Linked DNA regions of Homo sapiens: region 2 is linked to region 1. Evidence: chromatin loops called from intact Hi-C (ENCODE). Cell type or tissue: mammary epithelial cell. All regions are shown on one strand. Links, peaks and the distances in the headings refer to the core of each region. The heading gives the core; the rest is flanking DNA.

Region 1 (9,378 bases), core at 417-8,416:
CTGGAGTGCAGTGGCTCAATCTCGGCTCACTGCAACCTCTACCTCCTTGGTTCATGTGATTCTCCTGCCTCAGCCTCCTGAGTAGCTGGGATTACAGGCATGCACTACCATGCCCAGCTAATTTTTGTATTTTTAGTAGAGCAGGGGTTTCACCATGCTGGCCAGAATGGTCTCAATCTCCTGACCTCGTGATCCACCTGCCTCGACCTGCCAAAGTGCTGGGATTACAGGTGTGAGCCACAGCACCCAGCTCTCAGCTCTTAATTTAATTGCATTTAAAGAAAGCAATCTGTGCAATTCACAGTAGCTGGCAGCCAGGATAACCCAGGGAAACCTCATCCTTACAAAAAAATTACAAAAAAAAAAAAAAAAGCCAGGCATGGCAGCTCATGCCTATAGTTCCAGCTACTCTGGAGGCTGAGGTGCAAGGATCGCTTGAGCCAGTGAGGTCGAGGATGCAGTGAGCTGTGATTGTGCCACTGCCTTCTAGTCTCGGCAGCAGAGCTAGACCTTATCTCAAACAAAACAAACAAAACAAAAAAAATAATAGCTGAGTAAGTGTCATAGATCACATGGAACAAAAGCTGGCTCTGGAAACATATGCAGAATTTAGCTAAGTGTGGAGTAAGGGTGAAATTGTGAGCAAAACAAGCTTCCTGAGAGATCAGAGGTGGGGAGTTATGCCAAGAAGTGAAGGGAGTGAGGTAAGGTATGCTGATGTGTGCAGAACAGGGAGGACTTTGAAAACTATGCAGAGTGGTTGGCTGACATACAGTAAAACTCATAACAAGTATGCTCATTAGCATAATTATTAAACTCTGGCTTAGTAAACCACTTAAAAAAAAAGATTTCCAATGTGGAAATACTCAATGTTTGGATATGCCTGTTCATTCTAGTTTAGGCATTTCCTTCTGACAGGTTTTTAGAGCCTCTGGTAGCTTTTCCAATCCCTGTGACTTTTTTTTTTTTTTTGCCCTGAGTTTGGAGGAGTCGGATAATGAAATTTAAACTAAAGCATGTTAGCATCACCTATACTCAAGAAGGTCCAAATACCTCAATTCTTCACAAAATAAAATGCTTTTTTAATTCAAAAAAAGAAAGTAAGTCAAAAAGAGAGAGAGAAAAAAAACACACAGCAGATAACTGAGAAAATAAGAGAGTTTATTGCCACTAAAAAAGGAACCTGGCTTCTAACATCATATTTGCCATTTCTCTATGTGACTCTAGGGAAGTACTTTTCTCTCTCAATGCCTTCTTCCCTCAGGAAAACCTTATTACTATGAGAAAGATGTTAATTTGTCTAAAGTGCTGTAATTTTTTCATGGGGATGTTAAGGAGGGAAAGGCAGGGAGAAAGAAGATGGGGAGAGATGAGTTAAGAGATGAGTTAAGGTGAAAGATGGTGGTGGCAGGCGGGGCGCAATGGCTCACGCCTGTAATCCCAGCACTTTGGGAGGCCGAGACGGGCAGATCACGAGGTCAGAAGATTAAGACCATCCTGGCTAACATGGTGAAACCCCAACTCTACTAAAAATTCAAAAAAATTAGCCAGGCGTGTGGCGGGCGCCTGTAGTCCTAGCTACTCGGGAGGCTGTGGCAGGAGAATGGCATGAACCCGGGAGGCGGAGGTTGCAGTGAGCCGAGATCGCGCCACTGCACTCCAGCCTGGGCAACAGCGCAAGACTCTGTCTCAAAAAAAAAAAAAAAAAGAAAGAAAGATGGTGGTGGCTTGCACCAAGGGATAGGCCCTGGAGATAAAGAGAAAGGAGTTAAAAATAAATGTTTGGTTTTTTTTTTTTTTTTTGGAGATGGAGTCTCGCTCTGTTGCCCAGGCTGGAGTGCAATGGCATGATCTCGGCTCACTACAACCTCCACCTCCTGGGTTCAAGCAATTCTCCTGCCTCAGCCTCCCGAGTAGCTGGGATTACAGGCATGCGCCACCACACCCGGCTAATTTTTGTATTTTTAGTAGAGAGGGGGGTTTCACCATCTTGGCTAGGCTGGTCTTGAACTCCTGACCTCGGGTGATCTACCCGCCTCGGCCTCCCAAAGTGGTAGGATTACAGGCGTGAGCCACCGCGCCTGGCCAAGAAATGTATTTTGGAAGTAAACACAGTAGAATATGCTGATGAATTGCACTGACGTTGGGAGAAAAGAAAGAGAAATAATTTCTAGATTTCTCACTCTCACAAATGAGTTATGTAGTAGTATCATTTACTGAAATAGAGAAAAATAGGAAGAAAAATCAAGAGTTGGGTTTTGAACAGGACTAGCTCAAGATGTGTGTGAGACATTTCAATGGGAATGTTTAGTAAACAATTGGGAACAGAGGTCTGGCATTCAGGCAACTAAGTTTCTGAATAACAGATTACATTTAAAGCACAGGAATGAATGAACCTGTGTGTGGAGGAGGAGGGAGAGTGGATGGGAAAGTGAGAAAGATGGAGAACTACAGTAAGAGGGAAAGGGCAAAAAGATGTTCAGAGGCTGGTGAGCCAAGGACTGAGTTTGAGCCATCCCCACATTATTGGTAAGACAGAGCAGGAAGGCCTGAAAGGAAACTAAGAAATCACCCACAAGTAGGAGGAGAGGCTGGAGTGCTGGGCCACAGAAGCCACAACTGAGTATTCCAAGGAGGAGCGGTCCACAGGAAGGACCACCTTTTCTTCTCTTCTCTTTTCTCTTTTCTTCTCTTCTCTTCTCTTCTCTTCTCTTCTCTTCTCTTCTCTTCTCTTCTCTTCCCTTCTCTTCTCTTTTCTTTTTGAGACAGGGTCTTACTCTGTTGTCCAGGCTGGAGTGTAGTGGTGTGATCATGGCTCACTGCAACCTCAACCTTCTGGGCTCAAGCGATCTTCCCACCTCAGCCTCCCGAGTAACTGGGAATACAGGCATGTGCCACCAGCCTGGCTATTTTTTTTATTATTATTTCCTGGAGACCTGAGGGTCTTGCTGTGTTGCCCAGGCTGGTCTTGAACTCCTGGGCTCAAGCAATCCTCCCATCTTTACCTCCCAAAGCACTGGGATTATTGGCATGAGCCACCACTGCTCTGGTAAACTGAAAGGGAAAGTTAAGATATGGATGGATAAGTGTCAAGAAGGCAAAAGAAATACGAAACAAAAGAGCTTGATAGTAAAGAAAACAGAAGGATGGAATGCCCTCCAAGTTTTTGAGGCCTTAATGAGAAATATTTTAGTGAATGGGGAATAATAAAGAGATTCTAAAGATCATTCAGAGTGTTGATGAGTTACATGGATTATGATTTTGAATTTCAAATGGACTTTAAGTCTTTATGTAAGACAGATTAGAAAACAAAATTTCACATTAAATTGATTAAATTAGGTCAAAACTCATCAATAACTAATTATACATTGGACATAAGTATTTCCATATCTTTTTGTCCCTCAGTGCCTTGTGCATATGTAACTAAAAAAGCAGAGTAATTTGGTGTCATTTGATTTAATGAGATCCTGCGCAAATGAAATACCTTTTTAACACTGAAGTTAGACCATTGCAGTGCTCCAGGGACAACTATCTATAGAAGATAAATTAATTATGTTCACTACTTCCTAAGCCTATAGAAACAACTAAATAACTAAATGAGAGAATCAACCTGTTGATGATGTGCAGGTCTTTTGAGAAATGACCTTTAATCAATAAAATCCCAGAGCACAGAGGTTTCATAGCAGCTTGTCTTCAGACCGACTCATCAGTAAAATCACAACTTACACCACAACAAAACGTTCAGAAAAGTAAGCTATAGAGGTAGGTCATAATTTTGAGGTCTGTCTTGATAATATCTAACATATTTTGAGTGCTTAGTGCGTACCAGGCATTGGGGCTAAATACTTTACATGCGTTAGGTCATTTAATCCTCATAACAGTTCTTTGAGGTATTATTGTTATTATTATTATTATTTTATTATTTTGAGACAGAGTCTCACTCTGTCGCCCAGGCTGGAGTGTAGTGGGGTGATCTTGGCTCACTGCAACCTCCACCTCCCGGGTTCAAGCAATTCTCCTGCCTCAGCCTCCCCACTAGCTGAGACTACAGGTGTGCGCTATCATGCCTGGCTAATTTTTATGTTTTTAGTCGAGAAAGGGTTTCACCATGTTGACCAGGCTGATCTCGAAATTCTAACCTCAAGTGATCCACCCACTTCAGCCTCCCAAAGTGTCAGGATTACAGGCATGAGCCACCGTGCCCAGCCTGAGGTATTATTATTAAATCCATTTTACAGATAAGCCTTAGAAAGTTAAGGCTTAGAGGCCAGGCACAGTGGCTCACGCCTATAATCCCAGCACTTTGGGAGGCTGAGGTGGGCGGATCACGAGGTCAGGAGATCGAGTCCATCCTGGCTAACACGGTGACACCCATCTCTACTAAAAATACCGAAAATTAGCGGGGCGTGGTGGCAGGCGCCTGTAATCCCAGCTACTCAGGAGGCTGAGGCAGGAGAATGGCGTGAACCTGGGAGGCGGAGCTTGCAGTGAGCCAAGATGGCGCCACTGCACTCCAGCCTGGGTGACAGAGCAAGACTCTGTCTCAAAAAGAAAAAAGAAAAAAAAAGATAGTTAAGGCTTAGAATATTAAATGCCTTGCCCGATGTTACCATGCTCGGAAACAATTTAGTTAAGAGGCCAACACTGTTTGTCTGATCTCGTATTAGGAGTCCTTAATGTTCTTCTCCTGTAAATGTTCAGATTTAAAAAAAAGATCATAGATAAATTCAGTACAGTTGGATACAGTTTGAAAAATTATTTTATATTTTAGTGAAATAGAAAGTTTTAGCCAGGTGTAGTAGTGCTGGGTGCCTGTTGTCCTAGCTACTCGAGAGGCTGAGGTGGGACCATGACTTGAGCCAAGGAGGTTGAGGCTGCAGTGAGCTATGATCCAGCCACTGGACTCCAGCCTGAGCGACACAGCACGATTCTGTCTCCAAGAAAAAAAAAAAGAAAAGAAAAGAAAAGAAAGAAACTTTGACACAGTTTCTCTTTGCCACTCTTCATATTGAGAGGTGAAGTTTATTTTCCTTCCCCTTGAATCTGGGCTGGCCCAATGACGTTTTGTTTTGTTTTGTTTTTGATTAATAAAATGCAGCAGAAGTCACACTATATGACACCCAGGACTCGGCCTTATGAGATCGTCAGCTTCCACAGGCTCTCTTGAAGCACTCCCTGTTAGAAGCCGGCAGCCATCTAAGTCTATCTTAAGAACATGTTACTGTGAGGATGCCCAAGCTATGTGGAGAGAGAAAGAGGCCAATAGAGATGCACTGACACCAAACAAGAAGCTTTCTCGGACTTTCTGGCTCAGCTCAACCACCAGCTGAATGCAGCCAAGGAAAGACTCAGCCAACGTCACAGGGAGCAGAACCCTCCAAATGAGTGACACTGAATTCCTAATCCACAGAATCATGAGTAAATAAATGACAGTAGCTTTTGCTCATCAAATTCTGGGTAGTTTGCTTTGCAATAATAGTAACATAAATTTAGTAGAGTTGGACACAATTTGAAAGAAATACAGGCTGGGTGCGGATGCTCACGCCTGCAATCCCAGCACTTTGGGAGGCTGAGGTGGGAGGATCACTCGAGGTCAGGAGTTTGAGACCAGCAAGGCCAACAAGGTGAAACCACGTCTCTACTAAAGATATAAAAGTTAGCCGGGTGTGGTGGCAGACTGAGGCAGGAGAATTGCTTGAATCTGGGAGGCGGAGGTTGCAGTGAGTGGAGATTGCACCACTGCATTCCAGCCTGGGCAATAGGGAGGATCACTTGAGTCTTGAAGTTCAAGGTTAAAGTGAGCAATCATCGCACCACTACTCTCCAGTCTGGGGGACAGAGCAAGATCCTGTCTCAGAGAGAGAGAGAGAGAAAGAGAAAGAAAAGGAAAGAACAAAGAGAAAAAAAAACAAGGCAGTTTACAATGAAAAACACATAAGAGGAGAGTGAAAATAAAAACACAAGATTAAAACCAAGTTCAGTGACTAAGAAGTTATTTCTAAAGATTTGTCCAATTTGTTCACTGAAATTTATATTTAAATTTACCTTTGAGTTTCCTGGCAACTGAGGCAAACCTAAGAGATTATATCATGCTAAATGTGATTTCCTTCAGAAAAGAAAAATCTTTAACCTACTACTAAATTATTAAGAGCACTTTACTACATGGATCCCTTTACAGGGAACAGTGAATGATAGAGAAGACAATGACTTCAGAAGAGATGATATTTAACCAGGCACGGTTGCTCACACCTGCAATCCCAAAACACTTTGGGAGGCCAAGACGGGTGGCTCACCTGAGGTCAGGAGTTTGAGACCAGCCTGGTCAACATGGTGAAACCCCCATCTCCACTAAAAATACAAAAATTAGCTGGGCATGGTGGCTGGTGCTTGTAGGCCCACCTACTCTGGAGGCTGAGGCACAAGAATCACTTGAACCCCAGAGGCGGAGGTTGCAGTGAACCAAAATCGCGCCCACTGCACTCCAGCCAGCCTGGGCAACAGAGTGATACTTCATCTCAAAAAAAAAAAAAAAAAAAAAAAGGGAAAGAAAACCCGGTTTCTACTAAAAATACAAAAATTAGCCCAGCGTGGTGGTGTGTGTTTATAGTCCCAGCTACTTGGGTGGCTGAGGCAAAAGAATCACTTGAACCCAGGAAGCAGAGATTGCAGTGAGCCATGATCGCACCACTGCACCCAAGTCTGGGTGACAGAGCGAGACCCTGTCTCAAAAAAAAAAAAAAAATGTTATTTACAATACAGATGTGTCTCAGATGATGGAATTTAAAAAAATTTATTCAATGTATTTTGCTGTTTTTTCAGAGATGGGGTTTTGTTCTGTTGCCCAGGCTAGAGTACAGTGGTGTGACTATGGCTCACTGCAGCCTCCACCTCCTGGACTCAAGTGATCCTCCCACCTCAGCCTCCCAAAGTGCTGGAATTACAGGGATGAGCCATCATGTCTAGCACATGATGGAACTTTAACATAAACCAAACAGAATAAAATGCAAAGAACTTTCAATTTCTATATGAGTTTTCAGATTAACTCCCCTCTTTCTCCTCCATAGACCTTAGGCATTTCACCATCTTTTGGCTTTCTGTTTCAACATATACTTATTGATAACCCCCCAGGGGCCAGGTCCTGAGGGTTTAATTGTATGTAAAAGAGAAGGAAGGTCCTTGTCCTCATAGAGCTCATAGTCCAGGAGGACATTAATTAATGCTGAAGGCATTCATTAAAAAGCTTTACCAATATGCAATTGCAAACTGACAGGTGCCATAAAAAATAGCACAAGGCCGGGCGCGGTGGCTCAAAGTGCCTGTAATCTCAGCACTTTGGGAGGCCGAGGTGGGTGGATCACCTGAGGTCAAGAGTTCGAGACCTGCCTGGCCAACATGGTGAAACCCCATCTCTACTAAAAATACAAAAATTAGCTGGGCATGATGGTGCATGCCTGTAATGCCAGCTACTCAGGAGGCTGAGGCAGAAGAATTGCTTGAACCCGGGAGGCGGAGGTTGCAGTGAGCCAAGATCGCAACACTGCACTCCAGCCTGAGCAACAGAGTGAGACTCCGTTTCAAAAAAAAAGAAAAAACACACAAGGAGCTATAATGAGCATGTTATGGAGGGACACAATCCAAGTTTCTGGGGAAGGGAGTTGGGGAGTGAAGGAAGCTTGTGATTTCTTTTTTCCTTTAGAGACAGGGTCTCACTCTATCTCCCAGGCTGGAGTACAGTGGTGGCATCATGGCTTACTGCAACCTCCACCTTCTGGGTTCAAGTGATCCTGGCACCTCAGCCTCCTGAGTAGCTGGGACTACAGGCACTCACCACCACACCTGGCTAATTTTTTAATTTTTTTGTAGAGATGGGGTTTTGCCATGTTCCCCAGCTGGTCTCGAATCCGCTCGCCTCAGCCTCCCAAAGTGCTGGGATTACAGATGTTAGCCACTGAGCTCGACCTGGAAGCTTATGATTTCTTATTTTCTCTTTCCCACCTTAAAACCTGACACATCAAAGTGCTCAATTCATGTTGGCTGTTGATGATGAGAATACAAAGAAATAAAAGGGGGGGGGGGCGGAATTTCAACACTAATTCTGAAATAAATTCTGAATCTGTTATTTCAAAGGATATTAACTTTAGAAATGAAGACACATTAGAAATTTGCATTGCTCTGAGTTTTGTAAAAGAATGAAATGTATAATGCAAGACATAACTGCCAAGGTACTAGATGAAAAAAAAATTATACATTCTGAAATTCCATCTGATAGAGATCAGTTCTGAAGGGTTAATCTCAATTGCCTGATTTAATGTGTTTGCTTTGCACCAGATGAATAATAATTAGCAATGGCTTCACCAACTTATTAGTGACAACGTAGAGAAGGTGTGGGCCCTTTTACGTAAAAGCTGACTAATAGACAAATAAATTAGATATGACTGTTTTGCCAAAGCTGATAACTAAGGCCCTGTATACAATGAGTGCCAAGTCCTGGTTGTTTCTACGTAACATTTAATCTTTGAAGGCAAGTGGTTGAAGGAGAAAGCAATTATATTGACGTTCGTTGTAGAAATTCATTTACAGATTGTTACTACAATTGTCCCTCAGTCTCTGCGGGGGATTGATTCCAGGACCCCTGCAGATCCTAAAATCCATAGATGCTCAACCCCCTGATATAAAATGGCATCGCATTTGCATATAGCCAATGCATACCCTCCCTAACATTTAAAATGATCTCTAGATTGCTTATAATAGCAAATACAACATAAATGCTATGTAAATAGTTGTTATACTGTATTGCTTAGGGAAGAATGACAAGAAGAAAGGTATGTACGTGTTCAGTACAGATGAAACCATCCTCTTTTTTTCCCAAATATTTGACCTGCAGTTGGTTGAATCCACAGATGTGGAACCCGTGAATACCTGGAAGCAGTTAAAATCACTCCAAGATTTTCTTTAAATTCTTCTCTTCATCAATACTCTCTCTATTCCACCAAGTAATGATATCATAATTACACATGGTAGCTCTTCCCCAAGACCCTTGATTAAATTGTTTTTATTGATTCATCAAGCATATATTATTGAGCGTCTACTACACACCAGGCACACAGACAGAACTGTGAACAAGGCAGACAAGGTCCTGCACCCAGCACGTGTATATTCTAGGTTTCAGAGAAGCTATGTGAGGCTGTGAAGAGGATTCTTTTTTAATGTCTTTATTTTTATACTACCCCTCCACAGCCTTACCCCAATCTTTTAAACCACACCGGAAGCTATGTACTCATCGTTTTTTTCCTGTAATTTTTTTTACAGTACAACCTAAATAAATACTGGCCCAGAAAGATTCAGAGTTCAAAGAAAATTCAGCTGCTTTCGGAAAGA
Region 2 (9,378 bases), core at 553-8,552, 230 kb after region 1:
TTCTCTGGTAATTAAAAAGTACAAACTGCTCTAGATATAGTGGTAAGACATTTGCACACCAAGGGTAGGAAATAAACCCCACAAATATCAAGTCTGAGGCATGTTGAGGCACCCCACAAATAGAGACCAGAACAAGAGAAGGCTCCGTAAGTCCAGACTGCTCTGCAAGCAGCTCTGCCACTTAGACCACATGATCCAGAAGAGCCAATGGTGCTTGAAATGCCAGTAACAGAAAGAAAGGCTGTTTAAAGCCTTTGCCAGGCTCCTATAGGTACAGCACAGACAAGACCCTTAGAATTTTGGAAGAAAGCCCTGCCATTCTTGATAGGTAATGATTCTTCTTTTATGAAATAGCTTTTATGTTATTACCGGGCCTTGGTAGAGACTGAATGTTTGACGATGGGCTACCAAGTTACCATATGACCTGAGCTGCCCATTACTAGTGTTGTCTGAGTCACCAGGCCATAAAGTTGAGTATGCACAGAAGGACTCTCTGATTAAATGGAAGTGGTAGATACGAAATTGGGCCTCAGCAGGGCCTGAAAGCACAAATACGTTGCATGAGCAAGTGGCCTACATATCCGTGACCCTTACTCCTATTACATTGCCTTCTTTCTCTCAACTTACACCTATGACCCTTGGAGAGCTTCCTATGACAAGCTGATAAAGGGATAAAAATCTTGGGCCTAGTTTGCAGAACTTCAAGCAATGCTCCTGGTCATTCATTTTGCTTCAAAGAATAAATGTCCAGAAGTACAAGTCAACACTAACTCATGGGCTATTTGGTTGTATGGTCAGAGAATTGGAAGGAACATGATTGAGAAATTGGTGACAAGGAAATCTGGTGAAAAGGTAGGTTGATGGACCTCTTCAAATGGGCATAGTATGTAAAAATATCTGTGTTCCATGTGAATGCTCGCCAAAGGGTAAACTCAACAGAGGAGGATTTTATTCATCAGGTGAACAGAATGAGCCATTCTGTGGACATTCGTCACCTTTCTTCCCAACCAACTCCTGTCATTACCCAACTGGAAAATGAAAAAAACAAAAAAAAGGCAATGGTGGCAAAAAATGGCAGTTATGCGTGGGCTCATCGACATGAACTTCTACTTACCAAGGCCTATCTAGCTATAGCCACCACTGAGTGGTGCCAAAACTGAGTGCCTGATCTGTTAACAGCAGAGATTGACAGTGAGCTCCTGACATGGCACCATTCCCAGCTACTAGGCTGATTACATTAGATCACTTCCCTCATGGAAGTGGCAGTGTTTGGCTCTTACTGGAATAGACACTTGTTGTGGATATGCATTTGACTTCCCTGCCCACATGCTCCTGCTAAAACCACTACAAAAACCATGTACAGAATAACTTATTCACTATCACGGTATTTCACACAGCATCACTTTTGACCAACAAATTTGTGTCACAGCAAATGAGGTACAGCAATGGACTCATGCAACCCACTGATCTTACCGTGTTCCCCGTCACCCTGAAGCAGCTGGCTTGATAGAATGGTGGAATGTCCTTTTGGAGACTCATGTATGGTCTTTTAGGATGCAAAGTATGCTCTAGATCAGCATCCAACATATATTTCTGTTTCTTCCTTAGCCAGAACTCATGCGTACGGGGATCAAGGGGTGGAAATAGGACAGGATCTTCTCACTATTATCCCTAGCAGTTCACTAACAAACGATTGCTTCCAGTCCCTGTGACATCAGGCTCGGGTGGTAAAGAGGTCTTAGTTCCAAAAGGAGGAGTTCTTCTGTCAGGGGACATATGATGACTCGGTTGATCTGGAGTGCCACCTGACCGCTTTGACTCATGCCATTGAATCAACAGGCAAAGAAGGCAGTGATTCAATCTAGGCTGCTTCTACACAAAGAGAATCAGGAGCATGTCTTGAAAGCTAAAGTTCTAGGTTTCCTGTTAGTACTACCATATCCTGTGATTAAAGTGAATAGAAAACTACATCAGTTCAACTTAACAAGACTGCTAATGTCCTAGAACATTCAGGAACAAAGATTTGGTTTATATCACCAGGCAAAAACCCAAGACCAGTTAAAGTACTTACTGAGAACAAAGGGAACATGAAGTAGGTAGTGGAAGAATGTAGTTCTAAATACCAGCTGTGGTCATGTGACCAGTGACAGATACAAGTACTGTAATAATTATGAGTATTTCTTCATTTTTATAGGACTATATGCAAACATACATATAAATATATGTATATATATTTCTTTAACCAATTACTTTGTATTTGTCTTCTGTCTCATTCCCTTATCATCTAACATAAAATGTGTTAATACTATTTAACTTAATATCTCAATGTATAAGTTGTAGGATATCAAAGGAGAGGTGAGAATCTGTTGTGAATCTGTTAAAAGAAAAATGAATATCACCCAAAATCATAACAAGAATGTTGGATTCTCTCTTACAGAAAAGTGTATTTTGGTTGTTCTTGGGACAGACATATCATGTTAGAGGCAGGCACAACTTTGTTATTATCTGTAATTGGAAATTAAGTTTGAGTTAAGGAGAGAGTAGGAGGCCAAGTTGTCAAGGTGTGGCTTTGTAAAGAGCGAACCCAACTAGACTGAACTCTGTTTCCCAGAATTCCCTTTTTTGTGTGTTTCTGGTTAGGGTGGGTCACAGGAGAGATTCTCGGGCAAAATTTGGAGAGGGGAGTAAAGCAGCAGCCATTTGCTACCTTATATATGTCTCTTCGCTGCTGGATCACCTCTTGCATGAGACAGCAGCTGGGCCTGCAACTGTTCCACCTTCCCCTGGATGGATCCTCCTGAAGCTTCTCCAACTCCTGGGCCAGGTACACACCTTTACTGAGCTCTGTTATGAAGGGCTCTGCCTCTGAAGGACGTTATACAACCAAGGTTAGAGGCATTCAGAACTGGTGCAAGTTTCAGTCTGTCCTTGTGAGCCCCCACTGTGTCTGGGGTTCTAGCCTGCTCTGGTTCTTCCCCACTTTATATCCATCTTCCTTTCCTGACAACCTGTCATTGGAATTCAAGCTCCAGCATTGGATATGAAGACAACAGCTTTACAGACATGACTTAACCACTTAACCACACCACACTATTATGTAATGTCAAATCCCTGGAACTGTATAAATACATATACATACATACACACAGGCATCCTAGTGTTTTTGCTTCTCTTATTGAAAACTTAATAATACAGTATTTTAGTTGAACGTTAAAAGATTACATTCTTTGAGAAAAACAGCTTTTTGAGGTATAATTGACATACAACAAACTGCACATATTTAAGTTGTACAGTGTGATAAATTTCGACATATGCAGATCCCCTAATCAAGACAGTGAACATATTCATCACCCTCCAAAGTTTGCTTGCTCCCCTTTCTATCCCTCTGTCCTTTCCACTCCTTCCCCATCTCCCCAGACAACCACTGCTGTGCTTTTTCTTCCTCTAGATTAGTTTGCATTTTCCAGAGTTTTATATAAACAGAATCATACTGTATGTACTCTTTTTTTGGTCTGGCTTCTTTCACTCAGCATAATTATTTTGAGATTCCTCTATTCTGTTATGTGCTCATTCTAAAATAGTTTACTCTACAAGGTTAAATTCTTTTTTTTTTTTTTTTTTTTTTTTTTTTTGAGATGGAGTCTCACTCTGTCGCCTGGGCTGGAGTGCAATGGCCTGATCTCAGCTCACTGCAACCTCCGCCTCCTGGGTTCAAGCAATTCTCCTGCCTCAGCCTCCTGGCTAGCTGGAATTACAGGAGCCCGCCACCACGCCTGGCTACTTTTTTGTATTTTTAGTAGAGACGGGATTTCACTATGTTAGCCAGGCTGGTCTCAAACTCCTGACCTCGTGATCCACCCGCCTCGGCCTCCCAAAGTGCTGGGATTACAGGCGTGAGCCGCCACTCCTGGCCCAAGGTTAAATTATTAATAAACAACATTCTGGTTAAGTATAGATCCATCATATGCATTTAGATGCATTGTAACTGGGCATAACTTAGAGAAACCAAAATCCAGACCATCAGAAATAATGCATTAGGAGCATTTCCTTATATCAGGAAGGTCTAGAGATAGTACCATTACATCAGCCTCACCATTAAGTGGTGGGGAAAAAAGCTTCTTTGGAAAGGGTTTCCAAAGGCTGGACTTTACATAAAACAGAGATTTTGGTAAGTGGAGTAGGGCTGGACATCACCATCTCCAGAGGTTAGCCAGGAAACCTAGGGAAGGGATGGCATGCCATCTGCTGAATTTTGAGTGTGGCATCTTCTGAGGGAGTCATGGAATGACATCAGCCTGAATAACCGTGAGTCATTCTTGTTCATACCTTTCCCCAGCACCATCGGCATGTGAATTCAGCAGCCCCAGAGTTTCTCCTTTCATCCAGTTTTGTTCTAGCCCCATTTGCTCTCATATTGCCCCAGATGAGCCAGGAGGGACAGACTGCTCCATAGGGTGCCTGAAAACCTCCAAATATGAGTCATGGAAAGCAACATCATGTAGTTGGCATTTGACTGAAAATCAAGAGGTCTGGATGTTAACCAAGAGCTGCCACTTAATTATAAGCTATGTGACTATGGATAAATCAAATTCTCTCTCTGAATCTCATTTCGTCAACTGTAAACTGAAGGAGTTGGACAAGGTGATCTTGAAAATATCTGCATTCTGTGTAATTAAGAGTGGAGTAACAGGCCAGGCGCGGTGGCTCACACCTGCAATCCCAGCATTTTGGCAGGCTGAGGCGGGCACATCACCCGAGATCAGGAGTTCAAGACCAGCCTGGCCAACATGGTGAAACCCCGTCTCTACAAAACTACAAAAAAAATTAGCCAGGCGTGGTGGCGTGCACCGTAATTCCAGCTACTCCAGAGGCTGAGGTGGAAGAATCGCTTGAACCTGGAAGGCGGAGGTGGCACCATTGCACTCCAGCCTAGGTGACAGAGCAAGACGCCATCTCAACAACAACAACAACAACAACAACAACAACAACAACAAATTAGCTGGGCATGGTGGCGCGTGCCTGTAATCCCAGCTACTCAGGAGGCTGAGGTGGGAGGATCGCTTGAAACCAGGAGGCAGAGGTTGCAGTGAGCTGAGATAGTGCCATTGCACTCCAGCCTGGGCAACAAGAGTGAAACTCCATCTCAAAAAAACAAACAAACAAACAAACAAACAAACAAAAGAGTGGGATAATAAATGCCCAGAGGATTAACAGGTGTAGTCATGCCAAGCACCATGTGGATAGCCTGAATTAAATCCCTACTTGTAAATGTGCTAGGCTATAGCATGGCCATCCATTCATCCATCTGCTCACCCATCCATCCACCTGTCCGTCAATAAATATTCACTAAGCACTTCTATGTGCAGGACATTGTGGTCAGCACTGGAGACAGGAAGATGAATATGGTCTAGCTCCCTTCTTCAAGGTGCTCACAGTTCAGTGAGGGCAGAAACATTTACACATAACTAATTATGCATGATAATTTTAAAATGTATATTTAGAACAGAGATGGTGTTTTGGTAATATCTTGATCCTCAGAACTTTGTACAAAGTTAAAGCAAAATAATTGTTTTTTCTGAATATCAGAATACATGGAACAAACAGCATTTTAGAAAATTCTACAGGGAGATATGGGAAAGAGGGATTTAAAATATTTCTTTAAACTAAAAATAGAACTACCCTTTGACCCAGCAATCCCATTCTGGATATATACCCAAAGGAAAATAAATCATTCTACCAAAATACACCTGCACTCATATGTTTATTACAACGCTAGTCACAAGAGCAAAGACATGGGATCAACCTAGGTGTCCATTAATGGTGGACTGGTCAAAGAAAATGTGATACATACACACCATGGAATACTATGCAACCATAAAAATAAATGGAATCATGTCCTTTGCAGAGATGTGGATGCAGCTGGAGGCCATTATCCTAAGTGAATTAGCGCAGAAGCAGAAAATCAAATATTGCATGTTCTCACAAGTGGGAGCTAAATATTGAGTACACATGGACATAAAGATGAAAACAATAGACACTGGGGACTCCAAAAGTGGGGGAAGAGGGGAGGAAGCAAAGCAAGACTTTAACAGCTGCCTATTGAATACTGTGTTCACTATTTGGGTGATTGTTCGAACAGAAGCCCAAACCTCAGCATCACTCAATACAGCCATGTAACAAAGCTACACATGTACCCCCTCAATCTAAAAAAAATTTCTTTAAGTTCCTTTAGGAAACTCACGGCCCCCCTTTTCCCTGACATGTCTTACCGACAGTTATATATATTTCTATATGTATTCATTACTGCAGCAGACCTTTAGGAAGAGAAAGAGGAAAGAGAAGAAAATTCAAATTCTACTCTCCGTATAACTGAACAAGTAACCATCAATTTTCCCTCTCTGGAAAAGGCCACGAGCTTTCTAGGAAAAGAAGACACTATCTAGAATTAGCCAAATTTAATTAAGTTGATGTTATTAACTTACACTATTATATACAAATGTGATGATTGTAAACTGGAAGTTCATCTTCACGAAGCAAATAAATATTTTTGAGACTTATGTCATCAACACTAAAATGTTTACGTATTAGCATCTACATTCTCCATAGATAGTTTTAAATAATTAAATTTATATTTTTCAAAACACTACTTGATTTTCCTCAGTTTTGTTAGAATCAAATAACTGTTGGTTAAAAGAGAACAATAAACAGCTTATACCAACTGAGAAAACCTGAACATCATTTCTAATTTTTGTTCTTAACTTGTACAGTTGAAGATATTATTAAGGAAACAGAAAATACATATTTTAATGGTTAAACTTAAAATGTTTAACTATTCGGCATCCAGCAAACTGGGTGAAGTTTGCTCTTCTATCTGACTTCCGAGAAGCCAGCAAGCCAGGTCATGTGGCTGGCTGACCTCCCAGCACCACCTACCTCAACTCCATGAGATGCCATCAGATCCCACCCAAAGGAGCCAGTCGTCCCCATGAAACAATGACCAATTCTTACAAGACACAACTGGAGCTCTGTTGCTGTGGCACAGGAAGGCTCGATAAGATCTCCCAGCCACAGCATTCTTTTGTGTCAGCAGACTCAAGTGGGATGTTCCTTCTGCAGCTCTTACCGAGCAAGAGGAAGCGGGCTTTGAAACACAATGTTCATTGAAATTGGCTTTCATCTGAGGAATCCCAGGGTGGCTCCTGCTTCATGATGTGCATTCTGTCTGCAGCTGAGCTCTCCTGATGCATTTCCCTTGTTTGTTCTGGGGGGAAGGCAGCACCTTTACGGGACTCACCCTTTTACTAGGTAAAGGGCATCGCATTGTGCTGGGCGAAGCATTATGTGTCAGGATGTCTCCAGTGAGTCTGGAGCCTAGAAGGAGCATCAAAAATAAAATTAAAAAAAATCAAGTCCTCCACCATCCTGGCTCACTGATGGAACAATTTAGGAGAAGAACACAAAGCCATCTAATGACCCTGGGGAGCATTTGCTTGTTTGGTGACCTTAGGCGCAGGAAGTCATTTATCACTCTAGTTGCTACATTGGGCACAATGCCACAGGACACAAATGGGGGTACTGAACGTAAGTCTGAGTGTTGGCCCAATAGTACCTGTCCAGAAGCAGCCTGGGATCCATGATCCATTGCAGGGCAATTATGGCTCTTAAGAAAATGAAGAGAAGTAAGTAATCCACAGTATCAAATCATGGGTGAGAAGTCTCTCCATCCCATTGCCCTAGTTTTATAACTTAGCAATTCATCTTCTTTTCAGAGAAAACCATTCTGGATCCCAAACAGATTTTCTCTGATTAAGAAATAGTCTCAATCAGTACATGGAGAAAAAAGCAAACACTGTTAAGCCCATCTTTTCTTGCTAGACACCTCTTCCTTTCTATCTGCTCCACCCAATCTGGGCCAGTTTATTATGCAAAATGAGATAAGCAGTCAACTCCCAATAGGAATAGAAGAAAGAACACACCACTTTTTCACTTCCACGGCACTTTTAACTCTGCACATATTTTTTCCTTTGACTCTCAAAATAACCTGGCAAAGTTAGATAGGCATTGTCTATTTTCAGCAGTACAAGGAGTTAGTACAGAGACAAAGTTAAAGACCCTTGAACCTCATAAAGAGCTGGCAGCAGAAAGTACAGAACCCACATGTCAGGTTCCTCAGGTAGGCCCTGTTCATCAGGTCAGATCCCTTAGGCATGTGGACAAGTGACCAGTCTCCAGTTGACTGTAAAGGCTGGCTTTCATCACCACCAGCGGGCTAACCTCCTACATATATCTGTGTGTCTACGGCAAGGTCGACAGAACCCATATATAAGGAAATACTGATACTGAAAAACTTGAAAAACCTGGAAGTTGCTTCTTGGAATCCAGTGTTCTTGTCCCAAGGTAAAAAGAATAGATGTCAATCTTGTAACTGACGCAAGACACTGACGAAAATGACAATCCATGCACTTAGCTTTCCCAAGAATGAAATGAATCAAAAAGTACCAAGAAATCAAAATTCTAGCTAAAGCTCATGAAAAGGACTCAAAACTACTCTCTGAATGGCTTATCTTTAGCTGAGCTCATAACAGAACTCTTAAATTTCTGAAAATTTGGTAGAATCTTCTTGTGAAATTCTTCAGAAAGGATTGCCCAAACCTAGGGATAGCAAAAGTTTTTGATGACCTTTCCGCTACCTATGACTCAACTTATCCCTGATTACAATAGGCTTCTGGAGAAGAGAATTTATATTAGCAATTGGCTTTGAGTAAAAGGGTCTGTGAAACTATCTGTTCCTCATCAGGTCCCTCCCCCAACCCAGGTTAAAAGAATAAAATGAAATTAAATTATTAAATAAAATGGATAACAACTGGCCAAAACTCTGCAAAGGAGATTCTTAAATTGAGTGGGATACTCTGGGGTTCTTTTTAACTCTAACACTCTATGACTTTTTAAAAATGCTAGCCGGGCGCGGTGGCTCATGCTTGTAATCCTAGCACTTTGGGAGGCCAAGGTGGGCAGATCACTTGAGGCCAGGAGTTCGAGACCAGCCTGGCCAACATGGTGAAACCCTGTCTCTATTAAAAATGCAAAAAATTAGTCAGGCATAGTGGTGCACACCTGTAATCCCAGCTACTCGGGAGGCTGAGGCAGAAAAATCGCTTGAACCCCGGAGGTGGAGGTTGCAGTAAGCCAAGATTGCACAACATCAGCCTGGGCTTCAAAGCGAGACTCTGTCAAAAAAAAAAAAAAAAAAAATCTAGAGAATAATGCTGGAGCACATAATTTATATATACATATGTATTTATACAACACACACATCTTTGAACAACATGGGTTTGAACTGTGCTGGTACACTTATACATGGATTTCCCTCGGCCTCTG

The links. Peaks named below come from ENCODE experiments on the same cell type or tissue, not always from the same donor. Only the 100,000 strongest peaks of a DNase experiment are listed, where the experiment ranks them.
Region 2: a loop joins it to region 1, with 2.7 times the contacts of the local background. A loop is called at or near these places in 3 of 110 quality-filtered maps.

What each region holds. Positions count from the first base shown.
Region 1 is chr6:134,298,847-134,308,224 of GRCh38, forward strand. The region is part of intron 1 of SGK1 (serum/glucocorticoid regulated kinase 1); the gene reads right to left. Among named protein-coding and RNA genes, the nearest start is that of SGK1, 15 kb to the right of the region's middle. In mammary epithelial cell, for the core only: no CTCF peak of the experiment used is centred there; no DNase peak of the experiment used is centred there.
Region 2 is chr6:134,532,966-134,542,343 of GRCh38, forward strand. LINC03002 (long intergenic non-protein coding RNA 3002) reads right to left here and starts at 7,040. Exons shown (of 3, transcript NR_125856.1): 1 at 6,934-7,040. RefSeq lists enhancers at 1,191-2,390, 3,944-5,143. In mammary epithelial cell, for the core only: no CTCF peak of the experiment used is centred there; DNase peaks (open chromatin) are centred at 1,846, 4,396 and 7,056; H3K4me3 peaks cover 806 bases; H3K27ac peaks cover 5,626 bases.